Regions from separate parts of the Homo sapiens genome. Here all the other regions are linked to region 3. Evidence: chromatin contacts called from ENCODE Hi-C or POLR2A ChIA-PET data. All regions are on one chromosome and are shown on one strand. Each heading gives the region's core, a stretch centred on a gene start or an enhancer-like site at or near the end of the contact. The rest is flanking DNA. Distances are from core to core; before and after follow the strand shown.

What was found. Hi-C counts contacts between places; a loop is a spot of excess contacts on that map. ChIA-PET counts read pairs that join two places held with the same protein, here RNA polymerase II (POLR2A). Pooled maps may share reads with other maps.
Region 1: a pooled map shows a loop between it and region 3 (15-fold over the local background). The contact joins the promoter of MAP2K7 here to the promoter of ZNF557 in region 3. A Hi-C loop is called at or near these places in 7 of 50 pooled maps. POLR2A ChIA-PET finds 5 or more read pairs at or near these places in 4 of 52 experiments (AG04450, WTC11, activated B cell and 1 more).
Region 2: a pooled map shows a loop between it and region 3 (16-fold over the local background). The contact joins the promoter of GTF2F1 here to the promoter of ZNF557 in region 3. A Hi-C loop is called at or near these places in 5 of 50 pooled maps. POLR2A ChIA-PET finds 5 or more read pairs at or near these places in 3 of 52 experiments (CD4-positive, alpha-beta memory T cell, PC-9 and Panc1).
Region 4: a loop to region 3 is called in a pooled map, with 20 times the contacts of the local background. The contact joins the promoter of EVI5L here to the promoter of ZNF557 in region 3. A Hi-C loop is called at or near these places in 1 of 37 single-sample maps with no recorded cell type and 11 of 50 pooled maps. POLR2A ChIA-PET finds 5 or more read pairs at or near these places in 2 of 52 experiments (K562 and OCI-LY7).
Region 5: a map of naive thymus-derived CD4-positive, alpha-beta T cell shows a loop between it and region 3 (10-fold over the local background). The contact joins the promoter of SNAPC2 here to the promoter of ZNF557 in region 3. A Hi-C loop is called at or near these places in 1 of 168 maps with a recorded cell type or tissue (naive thymus-derived CD4-positive, alpha-beta T cell), 1 of 37 single-sample maps with no recorded cell type and 13 of 50 pooled maps. POLR2A ChIA-PET finds 5 or more read pairs at or near these places in 4 of 52 experiments (CD4-positive, alpha-beta T cell, MCF 10A, Panc1 and 1 more).
Region 6: a loop to region 3 is called in a pooled map, with 6 times the contacts of the local background. The contact joins the enhancer-like site here to the promoter of ZNF557 in region 3. A Hi-C loop is called at or near these places in 2 of 50 pooled maps. POLR2A ChIA-PET finds 5 or more read pairs at or near these places in 3 of 52 experiments (OCI-LY7, PC-3 and activated CD8-positive, alpha-beta memory T cell).
Region 7: a loop to region 3 is called in a pooled map, with 14 times the contacts of the local background. The contact joins the promoter of CLPP here to the promoter of ZNF557 in region 3. A Hi-C loop is called at or near these places in 2 of 168 maps with a recorded cell type or tissue (CD8-positive, alpha-beta T cell and sigmoid colon), 1 of 37 single-sample maps with no recorded cell type and 12 of 50 pooled maps. POLR2A ChIA-PET finds 5 or more read pairs at or near these places in 5 of 52 experiments (B cell, CD4-positive, alpha-beta T cell, HepG2 and 2 more).

Annotation. Positions count from the first base shown.
Region 1 is chr19:7,902,382-7,905,159 of GRCh38, forward strand. MAP2K7 (mitogen-activated protein kinase kinase 7) reads left to right here and starts at 1,496. Exons shown (of 11, transcript NM_145185.4): 1 at 1,496-1,687. The coding sequence starts at 1,564. LOC124904630 (a long non-coding RNA gene) reads right to left here and starts at 1,133. Exons shown (of 2, transcript XR_007067121.1): 1 at 1,040-1,133; 2 at 1-368. RefSeq lists enhancers at 773-1,350, 1,999-2,538 and a silencer at 1,708-2,057.
Region 2 is chr19:6,391,739-6,394,438 of GRCh38, forward strand. GTF2F1 (general transcription factor IIF subunit 1) reads right to left here and starts at 1,426. Exons shown (of 13, transcript NM_002096.3): 1 at 1,246-1,426; 2 at 1,119-1,165; 3 at 164-236. The coding sequence starts at 1,257. It overlaps MIR6790 (microRNA 6790), which reads right to left and starts at 1,245; the gene lies at 1,183-1,245. It also overlaps the pseudogene LOC390877.
Region 3 is chr19:7,068,418-7,071,117 of GRCh38, forward strand. ZNF557 (zinc finger protein 557) reads left to right here and starts at 1,286. Exons shown (of 8, transcript NM_024341.3): 1 at 1,286-1,356; 2 at 2,145-2,236.
Region 4 is chr19:7,828,727-7,831,588 of GRCh38, forward strand. EVI5L (ecotropic viral integration site 5 like) reads left to right here and starts at 1,492. Exons shown (of 20, transcript NM_001159944.3): 1 at 1,492-1,655. RefSeq lists a silencer at 1,349-1,588.
Region 5 is chr19:7,918,934-7,921,633 of GRCh38, forward strand. It overlaps SNAPC2 (small nuclear RNA activating complex polypeptide 2), which reads left to right and starts at 1,405. Exons shown (of 5, transcript NM_003083.4): 1 at 1,405-1,616; 2 at 2,490-2,609. The coding sequence starts at 1,434. TGFBR3L (transforming growth factor beta receptor 3 like) reads left to right here. Exons shown (of 7, transcript NM_001419781.1): 7 at 1-164. RefSeq lists enhancers at 433-932, 2,633-2,700 and silencers at 1,455-1,684, 1,765-1,964.
Region 6 is chr19:7,806,057-7,808,927 of GRCh38, forward strand. The region is part of intron 1 of LOC124904628 (a long non-coding RNA gene); the gene reads left to right. Among named protein-coding and RNA genes, the nearest start is that of EVI5L, 23 kb to the right of the region's middle. Within about 2 kb of position 1,580, at least 2 of the 41 ENCODE cell types and tissues checked have a DNase peak (open chromatin) inside an H3K27ac peak, as active enhancers do; they include PC-3, where a contact is called at or near this core.
Region 7 is chr19:6,360,120-6,362,819 of GRCh38, forward strand. It overlaps CLPP (caseinolytic mitochondrial matrix peptidase proteolytic subunit), which reads left to right and starts at 1,412. Exons shown (of 6, transcript NM_006012.4): 1 at 1,412-1,653; 2 at 1,750-1,821; 3 at 2,327-2,423. The coding sequence starts at 1,456. It also overlaps a transcript of ACER1 not described here. RefSeq lists a silencer at 1,659-1,888 and an enhancer at 2,087-2,700.

The DNA.
Region 1 (2,778 bases), core at 246-2,745, 830 kb after region 3:
TTTTTGAGACGGAGTCTGGCTCTGTCACCCAGGCTGGAGTGCAGTGGCGCAATCTTGGCTCACTGCAACCTCCGCCTCCTGGGTTCAAGCAATTCTCTGCCTCAGCCTCCCAAGTAGCTGGAATTACAGGCGCCTGCCACCATGCCCGGCTAATTTTCGTATTTCTAGTAGACACGGGGTTTCACCATCTTGGCCAGGCTGGTCCTCTCCTGACTTCGTGATCCATCCGCCTCGGCCTCCCAAAGTGCTGGGATTACAGGCGTGAACCACCATGCCCGTAACCTTTTATTTCATGTGACCAAGTAACACCCGTGTGCCAGAATCAAGGATGAGTCTCATGTTCTCAGAGCAGAGGCACAGAAGGCTGCCTGGAAGACGGAAAGGTAAAGACCTCAGCTATAACTCTACACTTGTGTGTGCTCCACCCACAAATCGTCACCAGAGGAGTTCCGACAAGCCGGTAACTCTCATCCCAAAGTGTTCCCTCGTTGGACCAGAAGCTGGAAGGGCACTTGGCAGAGTCTGCCTGGCCCTGGCCACCTCCCGGGTGTCCGCAAAATCAGAACTTCCTTCTCGCATCTAAGAGCAGAGGGAAGCCGCTCTTGGGGGGATCCCTGGGTTCCAGATGGGACATTTCCCCAGCACCCGTCGGACCACTTAAAGGAGTGGTTTAGGCTGCCGGGGGCCCAAGCACTGGCACCTAACCCCAGCGCCCCTCCTCAGATAGGAATTCTCCACGTCCAGGCGCTGGGCTCACGTTCCGGGTGCGAGAGAGATAAGGGGGGTGTCTTGAGGTTCTATGTGGGTCTGGCCAACAACTCTGGCCTTGACCTTGGCCCCGTCGCCGAGGGCAGGGGTCACACCGCTGGGTTCCCATGGCCGTCCCCTCCCCCCTGGCTTCGGCCAACTCTGAGCCTGCTGGGGCTGGCAAGAAGGGAAAGGGCTCTCGACGGAGCCTAATTACGGTGAGGAGGCGGCACCCCGCTGCCAGCAGGAGGCTAGGAGGTAATTAAGCACAAGAGGAATCCTAATAAAGCACCATCAGTGAGGAAGGCATTCCGAAGGGACGCCCAAGCCGACCGTGAAAAGCGAGGAGGCTGAGGCTGCACCGCCGTGGAGACCAGGGATCGACTGCCGCTTTGGGAACGAGGTTCCAGGAATGCGCATGCGCAAAAGCCACGCGGGCGAACACGGCTTCGCCTCGCTAAGCATGCGCGCCGTTTTCCCCGCCCACCGTCCTCAGAAGAATGGTGTTTCCTCGCAGCGCCTCTCTCAGGAGCGATCGGGAATTGGCGCATGCGCACTACGGTGGTGGTGGCGACGAAGGCGGGGGTTGCACGTTGCCTGCCTCGAGCTCTAGGTGGCGTCATCCTTCGGGCTGAGCCGAAGCACGCACGCGCGGAGGTTCGCACGCGGAGAAGGGCGGGTGCGCGCCGCGGGCATGCGCGGTGCGGGGCGAGACGGCGGCTCGACGGGGTCATCCGGGCGCAGGCGCAGTGCGGTGTTTGTCTGCCGGACTGACGGGCGGCCGGGCGGTGCGCGGCGGCGGTGGCGGCGGGGAAGATGGCGGCGTCCTCCCTGGAACAGAAGCTGTCCCGCCTGGAAGCAAAGCTGAAGCAGGAGAACCGGGAGGCCCGGCGGAGGATCGACCTCAACCTGGATATCAGCCCCCAGCGGCCCAGGCCCAGTAAGCACGGCGGCGTGGGGGAGGGGGCGGGCGGGCGGGGCGGGGCGCGCGCCGCGGGAGGCCCCGCCCCCACCACAAGGCCCCGCCCCCGCTTCCGGGGCGCTCGCTCTCCTCTCCGCCCCCCCCGCTGCGGGCTCGCGGGGCGAGGGTCACGGTGACCCGGGGGGCGTGGAGCCGGCGAGCTCCGGGGGGTTCGCACCCTCAGGGCTTGGGAGCCCAGTTCCCGGACCCAGGCGAGGCCCCCAGCTGATGACCCGCCCCCATCGCCGTGATCCTCTGGGTCGGGCTTCCCCGACTCCACGCGACAGTGACCACATCCAGGTCGCCCCGAAAACACAGACACGTCCCTGTTGACCTGATGCTACCACTCTCGTCATCTCAGGGACTGTCTGGCGCCCCCCTCCCCCGGCCTGGGGGCTTGTCAGCCCCGTGCAGCGACGATCTACGCACACGCGCACGCCTGGCTCGGGGACACCTGAGGTTACTTGACCACATAGAGCCCCTCCCCATCTCTTCTGACCCGAGGATTCTCCCTCTCGCTCTCCCTGTGACCGTGTCTGAGGTGGGGGGACGGGAGGGGGTCCCTTCTCCCCCTCTTGGCGACAGTGACCATGGCATTGGGCTCAGCAGACCCCCTCCCACATACACCAGGCCCCGCAAATCCCTGTGACCAGTTTCACTGCCACCATCTTGGTGAGCGTGTGGTGTCTGACCTCCAGAAATGCACATCGACCCCCAGCCAGCCCGGTGACTTTGTCACCTGTGTTCAAGTGATGGCTCCCCTTCCCTTCACACCCACACCCACCTGACCTGGGGACACCTGGGGCCAGTGTGACTCTAGGCCTGCTCCCGCCGCGCCCCAGCATACATCCACCTGCTTTCTGATCAGTCCCACCACCTCGGTACCTACCTCCCTGACACCTTGTCATCCTAGATCAGTACCTCTCGCTTCACACACACCTGGCCTGGGAACACTGACCATATCTAGTCTCCCGGCTTTTTCCCCAAGATCCTGGTCTCTAAATCCTCTGGGCTGGAGGAAATTAGATTTTCAAACCCTGTGAACACCACCCCTGACCCATGATCCTTTT
Region 2 (2,700 bases), core at 176-2,675, 680 kb before region 3:
TACTGCACCCAACCCTTTGTCATCTATCTTTTCTTCACTTGGAGAAAAGTGAGAAAATTAAGACTTAGTGACTATGACAGTTAAGCAACTATCACAACCACCAAGGTCAGGGTCAAGTTCTCTCACCACCCCAGCCCCTGACCCCCAGGACTCAGAGACTTACCTGATTCCACGTAGCAAAGTTGACTTTGTCGGCTGCATTAAAAGCCATGATGTTATATTTTTTGGTTGTATTCCTGGAGTGGATGAGAAGAGGTAGTGTCAATCCAATACAGCAATTCAATCATTAATTTAATCAGTCAATGCTATTGAACCATTAATTCAATCAACCACCCAACTGGATCGTTAATTCAATCAAATCATTACTTTAATTCAATCACTCAATTCAATTGAACCATTAATTCAATTCAATCATTCCATTCAATTGAATCATTAATTCAATTCAATTCACTCAACAAACCCACCCAGCTTCATTCAGCCTGTTTTGCCTGGCAACACTGGATACGGAAGACTCCAAGGATTCCCAGTCTGCCAGAGAAGCTAGACCCATCCTCTCCTGACCCCAGGCAGAAGAAGAGCAGATGGAGGGACGAAGATTTGGGGGAACCCAAGATGTGGAGATTATTGTGAACTCAGCCTTGGGGAGGAGGGAGGACAGGCAGGGAGTATTTCCTGGAGGAGGAAGATACTGGAGTTGAGTTTTGCAGAATCATCAAGAATTCACCCAGCAGAGTCACAGTTTAGGGGTTGAGGGGAGGCACTCATGGCAGAGGAACAGGATGTACAAAGGCCTGGAAAGGAAAGACAGCCTGACCACTTTGAAACAGGACGAGGAATATGTCCTTACAGCTGGCCTGGGCATCATGGGACCATATACTCCTCGAAGGTTAGGCCAGGGGGCTGGATCACCGTGTATTAATGCACTCATTCATTCATTCGTTCAAAAAAGCAGTGTTGTCCCCAGAGAAGCCTCAGCTTAATCCCAGCCCTGCCCTCCAAGTCTCTCCCGGTCTGGAGGGAGAACCACAGACAGGGCCAGAAATGGCTGGCTAAGAAGATCGTGAAGGTTTTCATTTTTGGGGGGTGGAGAGGAGTGGGAGATGGGGCTGGGGACTTACTTAGGAACTCGAACGACGTATTCAGTGACATTCTGGCTGCTAGGGCCCTGCGGAAAGAGGAAGCGGTGAGTGAGGGGTCGCCGAGGTCGCCGTCGGAACCCCCGAACCCCGCCAAATCCACACTCACTAGGGCCGCCATGGGCAATGGTCAGTGGTTCCGATCTGGTCCGACCCGGGTTCCTTTCGTCTCCTCTGGCGTGCGCGTCCCTCGATCCCGGGGAAGCCGCCGCTCGGTGTCGGGTCTCTGTGCCTGAGCGAGGACCCCAACCCTAGGCGCCTCTGGCGCTGGGAAAAGGTAACCGGAAGAGGCGCTCAAGCTACTCGGTCTACGCTTCTGCGGCCGCCTAACCCGGAAGCGAAACCCTCGAGCAGCCGCGTCGCGATGGCAACCTTCTTAGCGACTGTGGCCACCTCAGTGCGCAGTCACTTATGCTCCTCGGCGGCTATGGTCACCTCAAAAGGTCCACCGCGGTCCCTTTTTAGACTCAGCAAACCTAGGCCGAGTCTGAGATAAACTAACGGGCCTCTGTCGCTGGCGCTCTTGTATATAACGCGGTTAACTTCATCAAATGGGGGACCGCCCTCTCTCGTGACGTCAGCACCCAAGGACCGTGGGGCATCCTGGGTGGGAAGAGGGAGACGAATCCCCCTTGCGGGCTCCCAGGCACTTTGCGCATGCGCCTTGCCGCTCTGGACCTGGGGGGCCCAGAAGGCCGCGTCACCATAGCAACCGAGGCCTACTCGGGTCGGGTCGAACCGCCGCTTGGCTCCCCATGGGTCTGTTTGGGGTTCATTTCCTCCCCCTACCCCGAAGGGGTGGACCCCGTCATTCCCGCAAAATGACCGGGGCGGGGACCCTTGTGACGTTGAGCCGAGCCAGGAGGGGTCAGAGCCTGGGCGGGGTCGGGGCGCGACCACCCCAAGAGCTGCTGGCCGGATGGGTCTTTGCAAGTCCAAGCTGCCCGAGATGGGCAGGGCTCTGAGGCCCCAGGAGAAGGGTAACGTCGCGGGGGCGGCTGGCTGGCTTCCTGGGGGGAAGGGAAGGAAGCTGCCGAGAACAGGAGGGAGATGCAGGATCCCCTACCCCGTTCCAGGCATGCACACATCCCCCGAATCATGGCAGTAACACAACTGCGCATGCTCACGGCGCAACCATTCATTGCTCCACTTCGCAAATACTCCAGCACCTCCTGGGTTCGGGGCCCCGCAAGGTGAATCTGTCAAACCAGCTCCCCACGGAGGATTACAGTGTCCTCTCGAGGGTTACAGTGTCGTGGAAGAGACAGAGTCACAGCATGGGAATCTACAACCCAGGAAGGAGCAGGAGAAGCACAGCGGGGCTCTGAGGGCTCAGAGAAGAGGGGAGGTTTCAGTTGGGCACTGAGGGATGCATAGGAGTTGGCTAAGCAAAGGGAAGGCGGGCAAGACACAAAAGTTGGGCCATGAACTACAGACACCGTCGATGTGTCTGTTTTCATTTATTTCTCATCCACCACTAAATGTCAGGAACCGCCAACCCCTAGGAATATAGGAATGAGGGAGGCAGAAATAGTCCTTGCCCTCATGGAGTGTCTGGCTTGGG
Region 3 (2,700 bases), core at 36-2,535:
CCTATTTTCTCCACCAGAAATGTAGTTCTCTTTTCAGTAGATCCAGATGTGCACTAGACAATTAATCAGCTTTGGCTTTCACTTGGAGACATCCCTCCCTAGTCCTCCCTCCCCTCGTCCCCCTCTGGATGGGAGAAATATGCATACATGATCCCATTTTTGAAAGAAATTAGGAAGCTCAAAATCACACAAAAAGGCTGGGTGTGGTGTGGCTCACACCTGTAATCTCAGCACTTTGGGAGGCCGAAGTGGGGTATGACTTGAGGCCATGAGTTCTAGACCATCCTGGGCAACACAGACCTCCTCTCTACAAACAAATACAAAAATAGTCAGGCTTGGTAGTGTGGGAGGCCCGGGTGGAAGGATGGCTTGAGCTCAGGAGGTCGAGGCTGCAGTGAGCTATGATTGCACCACTGCACTCCAGCCTGGGCCACAGAGTGAGACCCTGTCTCAAAACAAACAAACGAAAAGCCACACACACACACACACACACACACGCCCTAAATGTGTGGCTATATCATTTTAACAGGCGGTGAATGTGGAGAAATGACTGAAGAAAACTTTAAAGAGTTCATTTTGCATCCTGCTACCTGAACAGTTTTAAAATCCACAAAAAGCCCTACACCCAAAAACTGACCTCCACCAAGTCTTGTCCTCTCAGCCTACTAGCTCAACCCCATTCCATGCCCCACCACTGCCTTATCTTGTCCACATACTCGCCCACCAAACCTGGTATTAACCCACAGCAAGATCCGCCCATCAAACCTAATGCCCGCCCACAACCTCGCCCCGGAACTTAGTCTCTGTCCTGACAGCCCCGCCCCCATGCCTGGTACCGCCCACGGTCCCGCCCCAGAACTTCTCCCCACCCCCGGAGCTGATCTCCACCCACACTCAGCCCTGCCTCCAGGCCTGGTACCGCCCACAGCCCCGCTCCAGAGTTGGTCCCCGCCCCCGGAACTGGTCCCCGTCAACACTCAGGCCCGCCTCCAGGCCTGGTACCGCCCACAGCCCCGCTCAAGAGCTAGTTCCGCCCCCAACCCTGCCACAGACCCGCGCCAGGACGACCCTGCCTCCGCGGCTGTCCCTAGCCAGGGCCCAACCTGGTTCTATTAATAACTAAGCAAACTAGAACACCTCAGCCGGAGGCTGGGGTGCGCGGCTGCTGCACCTGCAGCCTGAACCCGGGGGTCCTGACACGCCGCATTTTGGGCTGGGACCAGCTGGAGCCGGAAGCGGAGGTGCAGTGTGGCTAGCCGGAGACCGGAAGCGGAAGCGCGCTTGTGTCTTGTGAGAAGAGCCGCGCTTGCAGCGTCTGGGAGAATCTTTCGGTCTCCGCGAGAGGTGCTTCATTCCGTGAGTCCGAGTCCAGAGAGGGGCCCCAGCCGCGGGCCTGCGTCCCTCCCGGGAGCCGGGTTTCCGCCCCTGAGGCCTCGGGCTGTGCGCTCAGTTAAGCCCGAAGCTGCTGTTTCCTCCGGTGTCCGGGCCCCGCGCCCCTGTCATCCTCACTCTGTCGTCCTCACCCTGTCGCCCTCACCCGGGGCGATTCTGCGCCCCAGGGGACTTTTGGCTATAGTTGGAGACGGTTTGGGATGTCACAAAATGGAGGGTAGGAGGGACTGTGCTACTACTGTAATCTAGAGGGTGGAGGCCAGGGATGCTAGCAGCTCAGCATCCTGCAGCGCGTAAAGCAGCCGCCGCCAGCAAAGACTCATCCAGCCCCAAATGTCATTAGTGCCCAGGTTGGGAAACCCTGCTGGAGGGCATTAAAATCTCTGCAGTCCTGAATACACTGTAGAAATTATTTAGAATTCAGCCGAGTCCACTTATAAGGCCTAAAGTGACGAATTTAAAGCATCTGGAGTCACCATACAATCTCCAGCCAAATGAGTTAAGCAAGTCAGATGAAAACAGCTTTAAGCTTCTTGTCCCATTTTAGGGACCAGATGGCTGGATAGGAATCTGGTGAATTCAGGCACAGCCAGTAGCCTGGGTTCTTATTCTTTAAATCAATTTTTTTTAAGTGAATGGGGTGGTCTTTCTATGCAACAACTGTATTAGTCTCAGTAAATACATTTTACTATACGTACATATTACTCCCTACAAAAGGCCTCATAAGCGATTTTTGTGCCCTTTTTATTTAGACGAAAAAAGTATAATTCAAGCTCAGATTTGTGTTGAAACCAGCCTCAAGTTTCACCTATCCTCACTGATCCGTGGACTTCTGTATGATCAGGTAGGTACCGTGTAGAACCTGCAAGTTGCAAGACTCCACTGTGTAGAAAACCTGTGAATGGATTTTTCCTGTGTTCAGGTTGTAAACACAAGGACTCACTAACAGTGAGGGTATTTTTTTTTTTTTTTTTGAGACAGAGTCTCACTCCGTTGCCCAGCCTGGAGTGCAGTGGTGCGATCTCAGCTCATTGCAACATCTGCCTCCCAGGTTCAAGCAGTTCTCCTGCCTCAGCCTCCCAAGTAGCTGGAATGACAAGGGTGCACCACCACGCCCAGCTAATTTTTGTATTTTTAGTAAAGATGGGGTGTTGCCATGTTGGCCAGGCTGGTCTCGAACTCCTGACTTCAGGTGATCCACCCACCTCGGCCTCCTAAAGTGCTGGGATTACAGGTGTGAGCCACGAGTGAGGGTATCTTAAAAATTATTTGTTTGATGCCTTATATTCAAGAGAAGGATACTAAGGG
Region 4 (2,862 bases), core at 242-2,741, 760 kb after region 3:
TTGGGAGGCTGAAGTGGGAGAACCTGGCACCAGGAGTTTCCGACTAGCCTGAGCAACATACCAAGACCCCAGCCTCTACCAAAAAAATTAGCCGGGCATGGTGTGCACGCACCTGTAGTCCCAGCTACTGGGGAGGTTGAGGCGGGAGGATCATTGGAGTCCAAGAGTTCGAGGCTGCATTGAGCTATGTTCGCATCACTGCACTGCAAACTGGGACACAGAGCGAGACCCTGTCTCTGAAAAATAAATAAATAAAAACACACTTATGACGTCACCCTCTCTGCTATGACAAGGTCCTTCCCTGCCCCACCCCCTCCAGGGCCCATCCCTACATCTTGGGGAGGAAATAAGTCCATTTTGGTCAGTCTTGCCCGCTGTCAGTAACTGTCCCTACGAATTCCTCTCTAGCTTGAAGGATTCTCCACCTCTCCCTTCTCTGTTAAAAGAGTCACGGGCCCATTTTCATTCATTCATTCATCAAATGTTTATAAGCAGTTTCCATGCTGGGGACCTGGAAGAGACCCGACCTAGGCCCTGCATCCCGACTCCCCGAGGATCTATCAGCCTGGGAGGATGGGGAATGGGAGGGCCTATCCCTCCCCACGATCACGGCGCGAACCGAGCTTTGATGGAGAAACACGCGGCTCTGTGAGCTTTAGAGAACACATTTAACCTGGCCTGGAGTAAGACAGGGGACGGGCCTGAATCTTTTATGGGACCCGCCCCCAATATCAACCGCCCCGTCCCCAGCACAGAACTGGGCTCCTAGACGACACGGTGCCATCACGTCCCCAGTGAGTCTTCAGGATTTCTGGCCACGCCCCTTCTCAGACCCAACCCCCGAGCCCCTCCCTTGCTTGACCCCGCCCCATCTCTGGCCTAGGCCACGCCCTCCTCTTAGCCCCACCCCCATTTCATTCAACCCAGGCCTCAAGCCCCACCGCCCAGGACGCCAATGCTCCCACCAATCTCACATACCCATTGGTCAGAGAGTGTCACTTTCCCGCCCTCCTTCAGTAGCATTGGTTCCCTAGGTGTCAATCTTCTTTATGGCGCCCCCAGCAGTTGCCAGGGCCCAGGTTTGAGGGGCAGATAATAATGGACGTCTCGGGGCGTCTCGTTATTGGGCAGAAAGCCCGGCTCTGGGCGGGGCTTAGTGCCAAACGCTTGGCCGCGTCTGCCTGGTGTTCCTCAGGGCCGCAGCCTTTCCTCACGGACACACCCCCACTTTCCTTGCTATTGGTCTTATCAGGTGTTGATCAATAGGATTCCTCATTCCGATACGCAAAACTACCTGTCCTTCACCGCTTCCCTCATTTCAATTCGCTCTCTCCTCAGAGGCGGCAACCTTCTGAACGTAGCCAGGGCCCGCCTCACGGAATGGCCACGGAATGGTCAGACACCCCGTCACTCCTGGCTGGTGGGCGGGGCCAGGGCGCCTGGGGGCGGCGAATTGGCGGATGGGGCCTCGGGGGCGGGGCAGCGGCTCCTGTCAGCGGGTGAAATGGCAGCGGCGGAGCCGGCGGCGGCCGCGGTCCCGGGGGGCGGCTGAGGGGGCCGGGCCGGGGCTGCGGGGCGAACGGCGCGGCTAGGATCCGGCGGCTCAGCCCGGGGCGGCGAGGCTCGGCACGGAGATGGCGGCGCGCTCGGCGCAGGTAGGGCGGCGCGGGCCGGGCCTCCCGGGCGCCTGCTCAGGCCGGCGGCTCCGTGATGCGGCCCGCGGGGAACCGGCAGGACCGCAACTCGGGCCGTCGTGCCCCGGAACCCGCGCTGGGAGCCTCGGCATCCCCAGCCCGGGACCTTCGGAGGACCCTGGCCCCTGCCCACCCTCGTTGCCGATCCCTCCGGACCCCTCCCCAGGAGCTCCTGCAGGATCCCCCTCCCCCACTCCGTCCCCTCCCCATGAGGACCCCGCAGGCCCAGGACCCCCGTCCACCCTTTGCAGTGACCCTCAGGACTCCTCTCCGGGAACCCCCTCAGGGCTCCCCATCCCCCCACTCCGCCGATCAGCCCCTCAGAAGCGCCCCCCAAGCCCAAGAACCCCCGTCCACCTTCTGCCCTGATCTCTCAGGACCCCTCCCTTCTGGACAACACTTGCCACCCCCTCCCCGCACCCCCTCACTTCACGTCCTCCTATCTTGGGCCCAGAACTGCCCCCACCTCTCCCCAAGGAGACCAGCCTCAGGGCCTACCCGCCCCCCATGCTGACCCCACAGGACCCCTCTCTGGCCTCTGTAAGTCGGATTTCCTACCCCTGCCCACAGCCCTCAGCTCAGCCTGCTAGCCCATCTCCCACCCCAGCTGCCACATGCCCAAGGGCACCCCTAAACACCACTCCCCGGCGTCCACCCAGCACACTGTGGTAGCTCCACTGATCCTGCCCCATCTGGATCCTGGCTCCTGGATCCTGAAAAATCCACCCATGCTCAAGACCTCCCGTTGGATATTCTGAACCACCCCACTCCCCATCCAGAGCCACCCATCTTTCTGAAAACCCCAAACACACACACACACACACACACACACACACACACACACACACACACAGTCACTTAGATCCCCCAGCACACACAGAAAAACTTAAGAGCTCCAACATAGACCCCAGGCATATCTGCCCCTGCCCCCACCCACTCAACACTTCTGCACCCCTCCTCAGATCCCACCTGTCCAGGCCCTCCCAGAGTCCCCGACAGCTCCCCCAGCTCAAGCAGAGATTCCAGAGACCATGAGGTGCCTGCCGCACCCCAGGAAGCCAACTTGCCCCTCCACCAAACCAGCGCCCACACTGGAGCCTTGGAGGGTGACAGGGCCCCAGAATCCCCCAGCACCTACCCCTGTGGGAACCTGCCCCAGGCCTCTGCC
Region 5 (2,700 bases), core at 155-2,654, 850 kb after region 3:
CATGGTCCGGAGATACACCCAGCTACCAATTCGGGACCAGGACCAACAGGACCGGACCCGCCTCCCTGGACCTCGGACCTGATGAGGCCACGACCCCTGCGCTTCTCTCCTCCCCCTGTCCCTCCCACCTGTGCTCAAAATAAACCTCTGGACTGACCGGCTAAGTTCTGGTGCAGTCAGTGAGCGCGCAACGTGCGGGGTGGGGGATAGGTGGGGAGGCTTGGGGAGAAAGCTGGGAGCAGGACTTGGGGGGTATTCCTGAGAAATCGTGACTTACAGGGGTGGAGCCTGGGGACGGGGCCCATATGCCCATATACCCGTGTGCACTCCCAGGCCATGGGAGACTGTAGGGCGTTTTGTCTCAAACAGAAAGCGACACCCGGCCGGGCGCGGTGGCTCCCGCCTGTAATCCCAGCACATTGGGAGGCCGAGGTGGGTGGATCACTTGAGGTCAGGAGTTCCAGACCAGCGTGGCCGACATGGTGAAACCCCGTCCCTACTAAAAAAAGTAACAAAAAAAGAATTAGCAGGGCGTAGTGGCGCGTGCTTATAATCCCAGCTGCTGGGGAGGCTGAGGCAGGAGAATCGCTTGAACCCAGGAGGCAGAGGTTGCAGTGAGCCGAGATCGCGCCATTGCACTGCAGCCTGGGCAACAAGAGCAAAAATCTGTCTAAAAAAAAAAAAAAAGCGGCACCCAACCCCACAAGCGTAAGTTTAAAATAAACCTTCCCCCTCCCTCCTCTCCTTACCCGGACACCTGCCCATCTGCCTCCTGCGATCTTTCTCAAGCCAGGCCTTCTCCGCTCTCCATTACCCCCGCCCGGACCCTGCCCTAGCTCCGCTTCGACCTTCTGCCTCTGCTCCAGTTCCCTCCTGGTCTGGACTTCGCCCTCCTCTTAGATTGTCAGTCTAGTCTAGAGCTCCTTAAATCCCTCCTGCCCGAGCTCCACTCTACCTTACACAGACAAGAGTGGGACTATCAGCCCCAGTCTACAGAGGAGGAAACTGAGGCTCGGCAAGGCTAAATCACTTGCCCAAAGTCCCCAGGCCTGTCTGACCCCAGAGCCCAGGCTCTTGACCGACTGGATCTTCGGACTTGACCTTTCGGCCAGAACCCACCCCTCTGCGAGAAGCAAAGCACACAGTAGTAGCTTCATGAGTTAGTCCAGCAACAGAGGGAGGGCATGGGATCCAAGGTGTCGTCTCCACTTCATGAATGAGATAAAGTGCAGGCTGAGGGTCTCCTTCGCCCCGCCCCAGTTCCGGTGCCGATCTCCCCTTCACTTCCATTGGGGCGGTTCCCCGGGCCTCCAAACGCGAAGCCACGCCCCCACGCGCGTCCGCCTCCGCGCGGTTCTTTCTGACCTCGGCGGCCCCCGTAGCTCCGCCCATCGGAGAAGCGACCTTACAGCGCCTGCCTCTTTCTGAGCGGCATGAAGCCACCTCCCAGGCGGCGAGCGGCCCCGGCGCGCTATCTGGGCGAGGTGACCGGTCCCGCGACCTGGAGCGCTCGCGAGAAGCGGCAGCTAGTGCGACTCCTGCAGGCGCGGCAGGGCCAGCCGGAGCCGGACGCCACCGAGCTGGCCCGGGAGCTGCGGGGCCGGAGCGAGGCTGAGGTGAGATGCGGTTCTCGGGACCGGAGCCAGGCTGGAGGCGGGGCTGGGGTGGGGCGGAGAGTGGGCGGGGCTGCGGCAGGAGCCAGCGGGGCGGGGCCAGGAATGTAAGCGAGCGGGGGCGTGGCGTGGGGCTGAGTGGCGGGGCGTTAGTGGGTGAGCCTGGGCGGGGTGAGGGGCGGGGCGTGGACGGGAAGAGAAGACCTAGGGGCGGGGCGAGCTTGGGAGCTAGACGTGGGCGGGGCATAAGTGAAGCGGAGGGGCGGGGCGATGCCGGGGGCGGGGCGTGCGTGCCGCTGAGGTTTGGAGAGTGGGTGGGTGAGTTTGAGGGGCAGGACGAGCCTGGGGGCGGGGCGTGGGCGGGTTAATAGCAAGACTTAAGGGCGGGGCCGTTTTGGGAGTAAGGCGTGGGAGGGGCGTGGGCGGGATGAGGGCAAGCTTTAAAGGCGGGGCGAGCCTCGGGGTAATGCGTGGGTGAGGCGAGGGCTAAACGGGCGGAATGAACTGGGAGTAAGATGCTGCCGAGTCCGGGCGAAAAGCAACGCATGCTGTTGGACAGGATACGAGCTTGAAGTGAGAGGGAATAGAGAAGAGGGGACGAAGAAGGGAGTTGAACGGGGTAGTAGTCAGCATAGGGTTGGGCCCTGGCTGCGTGAAGGAGCCGGAACTGGCCTGGGCCTTACAACTTCCTTAGGTAGCTGGTCACGCTCTGGGTGGGGTAGGGGCCTTGGCAGTCACTGGGACTCCTAACACCGGGCCAGCAGGAGACTAAGGCGCAGTAGCGGGGCCCAGAGCATACAAGGGATTGGGCTTTGGCTTCTCTGCTGCAGCCCTGAGCTCATAGAAGCCTCATTCCGCCGCCTCTTTCCTTTCTAGATCCGGGTCTTCCTCCAGCAGCTCAAGGGCCGCGTAGCCCGGGAGGCCATTCAGAAAGTGCATCCGGGTGGCCTTCAGGGACCAAGGCGCCGGGAGGCACAGCCCCCAGCCCCCATAGAGGTGAGGCAGATGAACAGGGTGAGGCTGTCCAGGGCAGGTCCCTGGTGGGTAGGTGGGAGTTGCGGGGGATAACCTGATTAGGGGATCCCCA
Region 6 (2,871 bases), core at 330-2,829, 740 kb after region 3:
AGACTCTGTCTCAAACACACACACACACACACACACACACACACACACACACACACACACACACCTCTTCTTGAATGATCCTGAATGAGGTTTTGAAGGAGCCGCACCTCTGTTCTTTTCCGTATGGTATCAAGATTGTGGGCTGTTATTTTTCAAGGCTACCCTCTGAGCTGGAGAGCCAGGAATAAGACTAGAGTGAGTTAAAATTCTACAGAGCTTGCTGTTTTTTTATGTGTTTTTTTTTTTAATTAAATGCTCTGCAAATTACTGTAAGCTTTTGGTTAATTTCCAGAGTTGTGAAAATGTTGATTCTGTCAAATTTTGCCAGTTTTTTTCATTGCTTTTGTAGAAAGGCAAATTTTACTCTGCCATTTTGCTGACGTTCTTTTTTTTCCCCTTCGATGCTTAAATTATCTTTAATTTGGCCAGTGAAAGCTTTTCTCTCTGGCTTCTGGGTCCTTTTGACATATTCCTATTGGTTTTTTGCTGATCGTTTTTTCTTCCTTCCTGGCCTAACTAGATGTTCTAGGCTTTTGTCCCCCCCAACCCTGCCTCAGCCTCCCAAGTAACTAGGACTACAGGAGCACGCCACCACGCCTGGCTAATTTTTAAATTTTTTGTAGAAATGGGTCTTGCTATGTTGCCCAGGCTGCTCTCATTTTTCCAAAAAGCCCTGGGCTAGGTGGAGATTGGCAGTTAGAAATGATCTGGGTGTTAAGTGTGCCCATTGTTACTGGGGTATGTGGCTCCCAGGTCCTCTTAGTAGATAAATGGGAACACACACACACACACACACACACACACACACACACAAACTTATTTCTATATTTATCTTTATATTTTGAAAACCATGAATTCACCTCAGTACCTCCAATTCAATAGGGTTTATTCTTGTTTTTTTTTGTATCTTTTCTTTTTTTTTTTTCTTGAGACCGAGTCTCGCTTTGTCACCTGGGCTGGAGTGCAGTGGCGCAATCTTTGGCAGTCTCAGCTCACTGCAGCCTCAACCTGCTGGGCTTGAGGGATTCTCCTGCCTCAGGCTCCTGAGCAGCTGGGACCACAGGCTCACGGCACCACACCCAGCTAATTTTTTGTCTGTAAAGACAGGGTCTCACTATGTTTCCTGGGCTGGTCTGGAACTCCTGGACTCAAGCGATCCTCCCACCTTGGCCTCCCAACGTGCTGGGATTACAGTGGCCGGGTGCAGCGGCTCACGCCTGTAATCCCAGCACATTGGGAGGCCGAGGCAGGTGGATCACCCGAGGTCAGGAGTTCGAGACCAGCCTGGCCAACATGGCAAAATCCCATCTCTACTAAAAATACAAAAATTAGCCGGGCTTGGTGGCGGGAGCCCGTAATCCCAGCTACTTGGGAGCCTGAGGCAGCAGAATCGCTTGAACCTGGGAGGTGGAGTTTGCAGTGAGCCGAGATCTTGCCACTGCACCCAGCCTGGGTGACAGAGCAAGACTCTGTCTCAAAACAAAACAAACAGAAAAACAAAGTGCTGGGATCACAGGCATAAGCCACCACACCTGGCCTCTGCATCTCATGAGCATTTATTTTGTGCTATGTGTTTTTTGGATATGACCTCAAAGAATCCGGTAACACAGCCGCCCTCATTCTCATTTTACCTATGAGCATAGTGGCTCAGAGATGAGTCACCTGCCCACAGCCCATCAGCTGATAAACACTGGAGTTGGGTTTGAAACTGTGAAAGCAATGAGGACCACATCATTTTCACTTCCCTTCGTGGCCCCAACTCAAACCAACCCAAAACCCAAGAAAGAAGATGTGGAGATTGTGTTGCCTTTCATAACTGGGAAGCGCGGGTGAGTGGAGGGGACCAGATTCAGGATCTGCTTTTCTTTCTTTCTTTTTTTTTTTTTTTTTTTTTGAGACGGAGTCTTGCTCTATCGCCCAGTGGAGTGCAGTAGCGCGATCTCGGCTCACTGCAACCTCCACCTCCCGGGTTCACACCATTCTCCTGCCTCAGCCTCCCGAGTAGCTGGGGCTACAGGTGCCTGCCACCACGCCCGGCTGATTTTAGCATCTGCCTTTCTTTATCTGTCTATGATCTGTTTGCTCCAGAATGTAACCTTCTAGACCAAAGGTTGGCAAACATTTGAAAAGGGCCAAATAGTAAATATTTTTGGGCCTCGAGGGCTCTCTGCTGCAACTCTGCTATTCTAGCACAAATGCGTCACATACAATACATAAATGCATGGGCAGAAAACAATTTGTTAGCCGGGCACAGTGGCTCACGTCTGTAATCCCAGCACTTTGGGAGGCCAAAACAGATTAGGGTTTTCCAAGGCTGCAGGAAGGCAGGAATGTGGAGTGACTGCTTAGTAAGTATGGGGGGCTGGGCATGGTGGCTCACGTCTGTAATCCCAGTACCTTGGGAGGCCAGGGGAGGAAGATTACTTGAGGCCAGGAGTCTGAGACCAGCCTAGGCAACATAGCAAGGCCCCATCTCTACAAAACATTTGAAAATTAGCTGACCACGGTGGCACATGCCCACGTCCCCAGCTACTCAGGAGGCAGAGGTGGGAAGATTGCTTGAGCCCAGGAGGCTGAGGCTGCACTCAACCATGATTGTGCCACTGCAGTCACCCTGGGTGACAGAAGAAGACCCTCTCTCAACAAAAACAAAAATAAATAAATAGGCCGGGCGCAGTGGCTCATGCCTGTAATCCCAGCACTTTGGGAGGCCGAGGCGGGTGGATCATGAGGTCAGGAGATCAAGACCTTCCTGGCTAACACGGTGAAACCCCGTCTCTACCAAAAATACAAAAAATTAGCCAGGCATGGTGGCAGGCACCTGTAGTCCCAGCTACTCAGGAGGCTGAGGCAGGAGAATGGCATGAACCC
Region 7 (2,700 bases), core at 162-2,661, 710 kb before region 3:
GCTAACAAACTCCTACTTATCCTGCAAAGCCCAATTCCAATACCTGCTTCTCCTAGGAATGCTTTCCGGTCTGATCTCCAGGAAGAATCCACAACACCCTTCTCTGGGCTCCCACAATCTACTCCACAGGTGGCCAAAAAATGAATGAGGAGGTCTCAGTAGAAGTCGGCCACACCAGGCTGGAAGCTCTTCAAGGCCAAGACCCAGGCTAAGTCCTCTCTGGGACCCCTCTTCCAAGATGAGCTGTGGGAACACTGCAGCTTTTTTTTTTTTTTTTGAGACGGTGTCTGGCTCTGTCGCCCAGGCTGGAGTGCAGAGGCGCCATCTCAGCTCACTGCAAGCTCCACCTCCCAGGTTCACACCATTTTCCTGCCTCAGTCTCCTGAGTAGCTGGGACTACAGGTGCCCGTCACCTCGCCCGGCTAATTTTTTGTATTTTTAGTAGAGACGCGGTTTCACCGTGTTAGCCAGGATGGTTTCGATCTCCTGACCTCGTGATCCGCCCACCTCAGCCTCCCAAAGTGCTAAGATTACAGGCGTGAGCCACTGTGCCCGGCCCTGCAGCTATTTTTAAAATAAGGAATAAGTGGGGTGTGGTGGCTCATGCCTGTAGTCCCAGCACTTTGGGAGGCAAAGGTGGGAGGATCACTTGAGGCCAGGAGTTTGAGACCAGCCTGGGCGACATAGTAAGACCCCATCTCTAATACATATATATATATATTTGCCAGATGTGGTAGCACACAACTGTAGTCCCAGCTACTCTGGAGAGCAAGGTGGGAGGGAGGGTTGCTTGGGCCCAGAAATTTGAGGCCACATTGAGCTAGGATGGCGCCACTGCACTCCAGCCTGGGCCACAGAGTGAGATTCTGTCTCAAAAAAATAAAAATAAATAAAGCAGAAACAGTAGAAAACGAAGACGAGGCCGGGCGCGGTGGCTCACGCCTGTAATCCCAGTACTTTGGGAGGCCGAGGTGGGAAGATCACGAGGTCAGGAGTTCAAGACCAGCCTGGCCAAGGTGAAACCCATCTCTACTAAAAATAACAAAATTAACCGGGTGCAGTGGTGTGCATCTGTAATCCCAGCTACTGGGGCAGCTGAGCCAGGAGAATGGCTTGAACCCAGAAGGCAGAGGTTGCAGTGACCCAACATCGTGCCACCGCACTCCAGCCTGGGTGACAGAGCAAGACTCCGTCTCAAAAAAAAAAAAAAAAGAAGACGAATTGGTCGGTAAGGGGACTCGAACTGGAGACTCTAAAACTTCTCCAGCCCTGCCCACTCAATTTACTTCATTGGCTCCTCCCTTTCAGGCTCCGTCCCTATCCCCGCCTCACCCTTAATGGCGCCCGCCCAGACTCCTGGAAGTGAGCGGCCTAGCGAGCGAGCTCCCAGGCGCAAAGCACGCCGGAAGCTGTAGTTCCGCCATCGGACGGAAGCCGACCGGGGCGTGCGGAGGGATGTGGCCCGGAATATTGGTAGGGGGGGCCCGGGTGGCGTCATGCAGGTACCCCGCGCTGGGGCCTCGCCTCGCCGCTCACTTTCCAGCGCAGCGGCCGCCGCAGCGGACACTCCAGAACGGCCTGGCCCTGCAGCGGTGCCTGCACGCGACGGCGACCCGGGCTCTCCCGCTCATTCCCATCGTGGTGGAGCAGACGGTACGGCGGCCGGGCGGGGACACGGTTCGGGGGCTCCGGGCTGGGTGGGGATCGGCTGGCTGCCCCGGCCCCTCACCTCCATCTTTCTACCCCCAGGGTCGCGGCGAGCGCGCCTATGACATCTACTCGCGGCTGCTGCGGGAGCGCATCGTGTGCGTCATGGGCCCGGTGAGCGCCCCGCGCCGGGACCCTCCCCAGGACTCTCCCAAGCGCCTGCCGACACTCCCTGCGCCCCTCCTTCCCTGGCCCCAGACTTTCCCTCAGGCTCCGCTCCCCTTCTAACCCCCTTCCCTCCCCTTCTGACTCCCCTCCTGGCTCCCGGTCCCCCAACCCGCTCCTCACCCCTTCTCTGCTCCTCGGCTCTTAATCTCCGACTTCCTTCCTGACACCTGGCACCGCTCCCCTCATTCCTACGCTCAAGACTCTCCCCAGCCATTCTCACCCCTTCCTTTCCTGTGTCCCTAGCCCCCTGACTCCCCCCTTCCTGTGCTCCAAACCCCCTGGGTCCTCTCCACTACTCTCTCCCCATCCCCTTCTGGGGCCTAAATTCTTCCCCATCCCTTTTACTTTGGGCTCTGGTCCCCCTTCCTGGTTCCCTGACCCATCCCCAGCCTCCCTTAAAACTCTCTCCCCACCCCGAATCTGGGGACACCCCTGCCCTCTCCACCTGCAGATCGATGACAGCGTTGCCAGCCTTGTTATCGCACAGCTCCTCTTCCTGCAATCCGAGAGCAACAAGAAGCCCATCCACATGTACATCAACAGCCCTGGTGAGCAGGGTCTTTCCTGGGTGCCAGGGGCACTCGTCAGGGCACACGGGTGACTCAGGGGACCAGAATCCCGGGTCAGGGATGTTCTCTCTCTGGGAAAGGGTGCAGAGCGTCAGAGTTCCAGAAGTGGCTTTAAACCACCAAAAGGTGCCTGTTGCTGGCTTTTGAGCCTCGGTTCACAAGTCAGGATGTGGCCTCTTTGATCCTGCACATACTGTTCTGCCAACCTGACCCGGCTGACATTTAAAAATTGGTAGATTTTAGGCCGGGCACAGTG